Regions from separate parts of the Homo sapiens genome. Here region 1 is linked to region 2. The links are chromatin contacts, found by Hi-C or POLR2A ChIA-PET in ENCODE. All regions are on one chromosome and are shown on one strand. Each heading gives the region's core, a stretch centred on a gene start or an enhancer-like site at or near the end of the contact. The rest is flanking DNA. Distances are from core to core; before and after follow the strand shown. Region 1 holds the start of MYO1D-DT (MYO1D divergent transcript). Region 2 holds the start of SUZ12 (SUZ12 polycomb repressive complex 2 subunit).

What was found. A loop is a pair of places that touch in the nucleus more often than their neighbours do. ChIA-PET counts read pairs that join two places held with the same protein, here RNA polymerase II (POLR2A). Pooled maps may share reads with other maps.
Region 1: a loop to region 2 is called in a map of CD8-positive, alpha-beta T cell, with 33 times the contacts of the local background. The contact joins the promoter of MYO1D-DT here to the promoter of SUZ12 in region 2. A Hi-C loop is called at or near these places in 3 of 168 maps with a recorded cell type or tissue (CD8-positive, alpha-beta T cell and naive thymus-derived CD4-positive, alpha-beta T cell) and 8 of 50 pooled maps. POLR2A ChIA-PET finds 5 or more read pairs at or near these places in 1 of 52 experiments (GM12878).

What each region holds. Positions count from the first base shown.
Region 1 is chr17:32,875,308-32,878,122 of GRCh38, reverse strand. It overlaps MYO1D-DT (MYO1D divergent transcript), which reads right to left and starts at 1,268. Exons shown (of 4, transcript NR_184086.1): 1 at 1,230-1,268; 2 at 162-279. MYO1D (myosin ID) reads left to right here and starts at 999. Exons shown (of 22, transcript NM_015194.3): 1 at 999-1,345. The coding sequence starts at 1,251. RefSeq lists silencers at 1,280-1,467, 674-1,663.
Region 2 is chr17:31,935,440-31,938,410 of GRCh38, reverse strand. It overlaps SUZ12 (SUZ12 polycomb repressive complex 2 subunit), which reads right to left and starts at 1,404. Exons shown (of 16, transcript NM_015355.4): 1 at 891-1,404. The coding sequence starts at 1,164. RefSeq lists an enhancer at 728-1,313 and a silencer at 1,054-1,513.

The DNA.
Region 1 (2,815 bases), core at 19-2,518, 940 kb before region 2:
TCCAGCCTGGGTGACAGAGGGAGAATTTGTCTCCAGAAAAAGAAAAAAAAAAAAAAAAGAAAGAAAGTCATTTGTAGTATATTTTCTTTGGGAAAATACATTGAGTTCAAAAAGAATTTTCCAAGCTCAACCAATGTATCAATAAATTGGAGACTACTTACAACTCACTTCATTCCACTGAACCAGTATGGATTTCATATTTATATATGCAAAGTAGTACAATAGTTATTTGGTGGATGCAAAAAGAATGGTCCCATGCTCAAGACATCCGCAATAATCCTGGAGAGATGATACAAAGATATATTAAAAACTTAATAATCATATAAGGTAATGTCTGATGACATGCTCGGATGAGTGGAAGAGAAAATGGGCCACTGAAGAATGGAGGTAGTCAGACGTGGTTGAACGCTGCGGCTCCTAAGTCAAATGACCTGCGTGAAACCGCAGCTGCTCCACTTCCTAGTCGTATGGCAAGTTTCTTAAAAGTTCTCTAAGGCGCTGAGAACAGCTCTGGGCATTTTTGGTGCCCCAAAAATGTTAGCCATTATTATTACCTCTCAGTCTGTGCTTGAACCACCACTTCAAGAATGGGCAGGGTGTGAGTAGAGAGGCGGGAGTGGGTTTTGGAGCAGGGTGACAGAATCATAATGAATTGTCCTCGCGAAAAGCTCCACGAACTACTTTTCTAACTTTGTTGGCAGCTACCAAGTGTGGGCGGCAGGCGGCCATCCTCTTGGCCGCCTGAGATCCCAGCGCCTGTCCCCAGGGGGCGCTGCCACCCAGCTGCCGCCGCCCGGCCCAGCGCGCGTCCCCGCCGCCCACCCGCGCGTGCGCGCCGCCCAGGTGAAGAGGCGGCGGCCAGGGCCGCGGCTGGGGCGGGCTCCTCAGTGGGCCGGGAGGGGCGGAGCCGGGAGGCCCGGGCGGGGCGGAGCCGGGACGAGCCCCAGGCTGGAGGCGGGACCAGCCGCTGCCGTCTCCGTCTCGGTGTCCCGGCCCCTACAGCGCCCGGCAGCCGCGGCGGGAGGAGCGGAAACTGTCGGGTGCGTCCCGTTCGGAGCCGCGCCGGCCGAGAAGGCGCCGAGGAGCAGCGAGGCGGCCTCTGTCCGGCCCGGACCCGCCGAGCGGCGTGCGCGCCCCCTCCCCGTAGCCTCGCGGCGCGGCCTCGCCCCGGCCCCTCCCGAGCTCATCGCGGGCCCACGGAGCGGCCCCGGAGGCCCGAGCGCGCCCACCTGAGCCCCCGCGCTGGCGCCATGGCGGAGCAGGAGAGCCTGGAATTCGGCAAGGCAGACTTCGTGCTGATGGACACCGTCTCCATGCCCGAGTTCATGGCCAACCTCAGGCTCAGGTGAGGGCGGAGCGGCCGCGCGCAGGGGCGCGAGGCTGCGCTTTCCCGAGAGGGGGCGCCTCGGGGCGCGGCCGGATCCGGGGTGTCGGGAGCGCCCAAGCTCCAGGGATGGAGGCGCGGCCGGGCTGCGGTGTCCGGGGGTCTGCCAAGCTCCGCGGCTGCGCTTTCCCGAGAGCGGACGCCCCTGGGGTGCGGCCGCTTTGGGGTGCGGGGGGCGTGTCGAGCTCAAGGGCCGCGCTTCCCTGAGAGGGGAGCCCTGGGCGCTGTCCGGGGTTTAGGTGCAGAGGGTGTGCCGCGCGGGAGGGCGCGCTTCCCCGCGCCAGGTGAGGGATGTGGGCGGGCCGGTGACCTCATGGAAACTGAAGGGAAATAACTTGAACGAGAGTTGCGGTGGCCCCGAAGGCCCTAGGAGGACTGGAGGATTATTTTGGAGAGAGGCTGGCGTCTCATCCCGGCTTTACACTTGCTTCTTTTCTTTCTTTCTTCGCCCTTCTTTTTTTTTTCCTCCTGGCGTAGTTCCATCCTGTCATTCAGGATGCTATGGAGTGATCCCTGAGCTGTCTGTTCCGGGACACTGGCTATTTTTTTAGTTACTCTCTAAACGTAATTAGACACGTTTCCAGACATCGAAGAGACTGCTGTACTTGCCAGTGCCAAGATAAACTGTCTGAATTTGACAAGACGTTCATGGTTTTGGTTTTTTTCAAGGAGTTAGTGGATGGAGCTCTTGTGTTATTAACATCCTTGAGAACGTAGTCACAACTCAACGCCCCAAAATGGGCTTCCAAGATGTGGATTTGTTTTAGAAAGCCCTTTACATGCGATTATTTCACCCTTGATAGAGTAATATGTAAACAGTTTTAAAGTAGTTTGACTTAAACATTAAAGTAAGTGGAATTTCAAAATAGCTGAGTTTTGGTGTGCGTGTGTATGTTTCCCTGCAAGCTTTGGCTGCATTTCTTCTAAGGTTTATAGCTAAACATCATTCCTTAAGCTTATAAAGTGAAAGTCATAATCTAGGCTTGGGTGCTTAACCCTAATTTCATTATTAACTACCCCTGTCAATCCAGTTGACAGGGGTCAATCAGGTTGATTACATACCAGCATAATGATAGGATGTTACATTTCTGATCAAGGTTTGGATGTACAACTTTTATAGAAATCACCCCAAATATTAATCAAAATGATATACCTCTACATCAGCTATAACCAATACCCATTATCATAGTGATTAAGAGTCAGACTGTTGAGATTCAAATTCTAGTTCCACTGCATTCTTGCTGTGATCTTTGAGCAAGTTACTTAACCTCTCTGTGCCTCAGTCTTCCCGTCTGTAGGATTGGGGTTGTCCTGAGGGTTAAATGAATTATTAATAATATGTGTATACATACTTCAAAGATTAGTGCCTGGCAAATCCATATTAGTAAAACTGTTTTAAGTTTTCCCAAGTGCACATAAAATAGATAAAGG
Region 2 (2,971 bases), core at 155-2,654:
GACACTGGGCGGTAGAGCCAAGTTTATTCAAGTTTCTGTAAGATTATTTAGCTATTAAAGATCACCCAAATTATAACACACAAAAGCAAAAAAGGGAACCAATCAGGATATAACATTCCTTAAAGAACAATCAGGATTATTCATAGTCACGATGTTTTTAATAAATTCTATTGTTTGTTTCCAGACACCTTGCTCTCCTTTCCAAATAAGTCAGTTTCACCTTCCAGACAGAACTTAGAAACAGAAATTGACGCAAGAAAATGTTCTGTAAGCCAGGTAGAAAAAGCAGAATTCCGGGGTCGTCTCCAGAGAAGATGCTTGACCACTCTCTGGCTCAGTTTACATATCCACAAAATGGGTGGATAGATTTGAAGGGTTTTAAGCATCCAAAGGTGCCATAGGAACCTGCAGCACCAAGTTAGCGCGAAGGCATTTCAGACTAAGGACACTTTCTTCGGTTCCACTGCACTCATCCCTTCACAGGCTTCATTTTGCCCCTCAAAAGCTACAACCGAAACCCCTGTATTTCTAGAGTCCGAAAGGCATGAAAGAAAACAAGAACCAGTCTCGGGATGTGACTGCGGCTCAGTTCAACTGCTACCTCCTCATCTAAAAGCCGCCTGCTCTGAACGTGGGGCCCCAGTCCCGAGCCTCTTGCGTCAATCTTGGGGGAGTCAAGAACCCGCCCGGACCCTCTTTTCCAGCTCTCCCAAGGCCCTGGACTCCGGATCCCCTGGAGACGTAATCTCCGAAAGGGGGACATCCCCTCAATTCCTCCCTCCACTACCACACAAGTGGACTCCCGAGGAGGAAGGGGGCCCAGCAGAGTGTCCCATCCCCGGTGTTGGCAGAGTGGGTCTTCCTGCCCTCAAAGCCTCGCACACACTCACTCTCAAAGGCCTGGAGGAAAAGCTCGTGGTCAGCCTGGACGTGCTCCATTTTCGGCTTCTTCACCGGTAACACCGCAGCCCCCGCCGCTGCCGCCGCGGAGGAGGAGGAGGAGGCCGAGTAACTGCCACCCCCTCCACAGCTCCCGCCGCCGGATTTGCCGCCCGAAGCCGTCGCCGCCGCCACCGCCGCCGAACCCCCGAAGCCGCCTCCCCCGGACCCCGCGCTGGGCCCCGAGCCGCCCCCTCCCCCACCGCCGTGCTTCTGAGGCGCCATCGCGGTTCCTGCCTCCTCCCCCCGCCAGCTACCCGCCGGGCGGCCCCGGAGAGCAAGCGCCTGCAATACCAACCGCTCGCCCCAGCAGGCTCCGGCGGACCGAGGGGGGAAGGAGGAGAGAGGGGAGGAGAGGGGAAGGGAAGGGAGGAGGAGAGGAGGGAAGGAGGGAGGAAAAAAAAAGTGTCTCCTCAGAGCCCCGCTCCGCTTCGGAGGCCGCTCACCCTACCCTGGCCTCGCTCCGCCCACTTCCCCCGCCCGGCGCTCTGATTGGCCGGCGGGAGCGCGCACCGCCGGGCCGCCCAGCCCGTTGGCCCGCGGATTCCCCCGTCAGTCACGCGGAGGCGCTTCTCGCGGAGGCGCGGCTTGGTTGGCCCGTGCGCGCTGCCGATCGCGGGCCCGGCCGCCTCTTTGAACTGAATTCGCGGGAAAATTAGGGGTCGGAGCGGCCTTCCTGCTGGCCCCGGTGCATTGTGGGGAGAGAAGGACCCAGCGAGCGGTTTAGCGAGTCTAGATCCTTAGTTTGTTGCCCCCAAACACCGTAAGAGTGGTCAGAGAGGTAAACTGGTTGAGAAGTACTTACATACACTCTTCTCTTCTTTAGGATCTATACCTTTTCAGCTCAGAAAGCTGAGAAGGAATCCGGTGTTTTGCGAGTCTTGCTTTTTTTTTTTTTTGAGACGGAGCCTCCCTCTGTCGCCCAGGCTGGAGTGCCAGTGGCGCGACTTCGTCTCCCTACAACCTGCGCCTCCCGGGTTGAAGCGATTCTCCTGCCTCAGCCTCCAGAGTAGCTGGGATTACAGGCGCTCGCCACCACGCCTGGCTAATTTTTTGTGTTTTTAGTAGAGACAGGGTTTCACCATTTTGGCCAGGCTGGTCTCGATCTCCTGACCTCGTGATCCACCTGCCTCGGCTTCCCAAAGTGCTGGGATTACAGGCGTGAGCCACCGCGCCTGGCCAGGTCTTGCTTTGAACGATAGACACATAGGCCCATTTCAGTCTTCTGGCACAGATTGGTTTGGAGTTGAGCTAATGATTTGAATTTCAGGTTGGACAAGATGATCTCTAAGGATGTTCTTCCAATTTTTATATTACGTTAAAATTTCAAAAATCCCAACCTATAAACATAGAACCATTTCATACTCTAAACAGCATTTTTTAAATGTCTACTTGGGTTCTCTATAGTTAACTGCAAAACACTGTTTACAAAACAAGTGTCTCTGGAATGGTTATTCAAGTTGTTTACAAAACTAGTTATCTTTGTAATGATTAAATACCTAAAGTACAGGTTTTATCAAAGCCTTTGCTACTTAAGAAAGTGATCTCTGCAAATGACGTATATAGTATTTGGCATTTCAGGAACACATCTGAAATTAGGTATACCTTCTTACCTGAAATAAGGAATGCCTGTTGTTAAGGACAAGCTATATTTTATATTCAGACAAAAAGTTCAGAATCCCCTCTTGTTTGTTACACTATCCTCTGTAGTCTTTTTTTTTTTTGAGACGGATTCTCGCTCTGTCACCCAGGCTGGAGTGCAAGGGCGCGATCTTGGCTCACTGCAACCTTGGCCTCCCGAGAGAAATACCAGTAAGTTCTCTTGGTAACAAAGCCACAGGCACTGCTAACACTACTATGATTTGTCACCTATTAGTAGTTGAAGGAGATGCTAAATTCTAGCTAGAGGTTAGTGTAAATAAATATATATATTTTTTGTCATTCAAGTTCTCAGACTTCCTGAAGCCTGTTCAAGTTAAGAACCTTTGTGTTATAGCAGCAAGTCTTTTTCTTTCTACTTTACTGTTAAGCT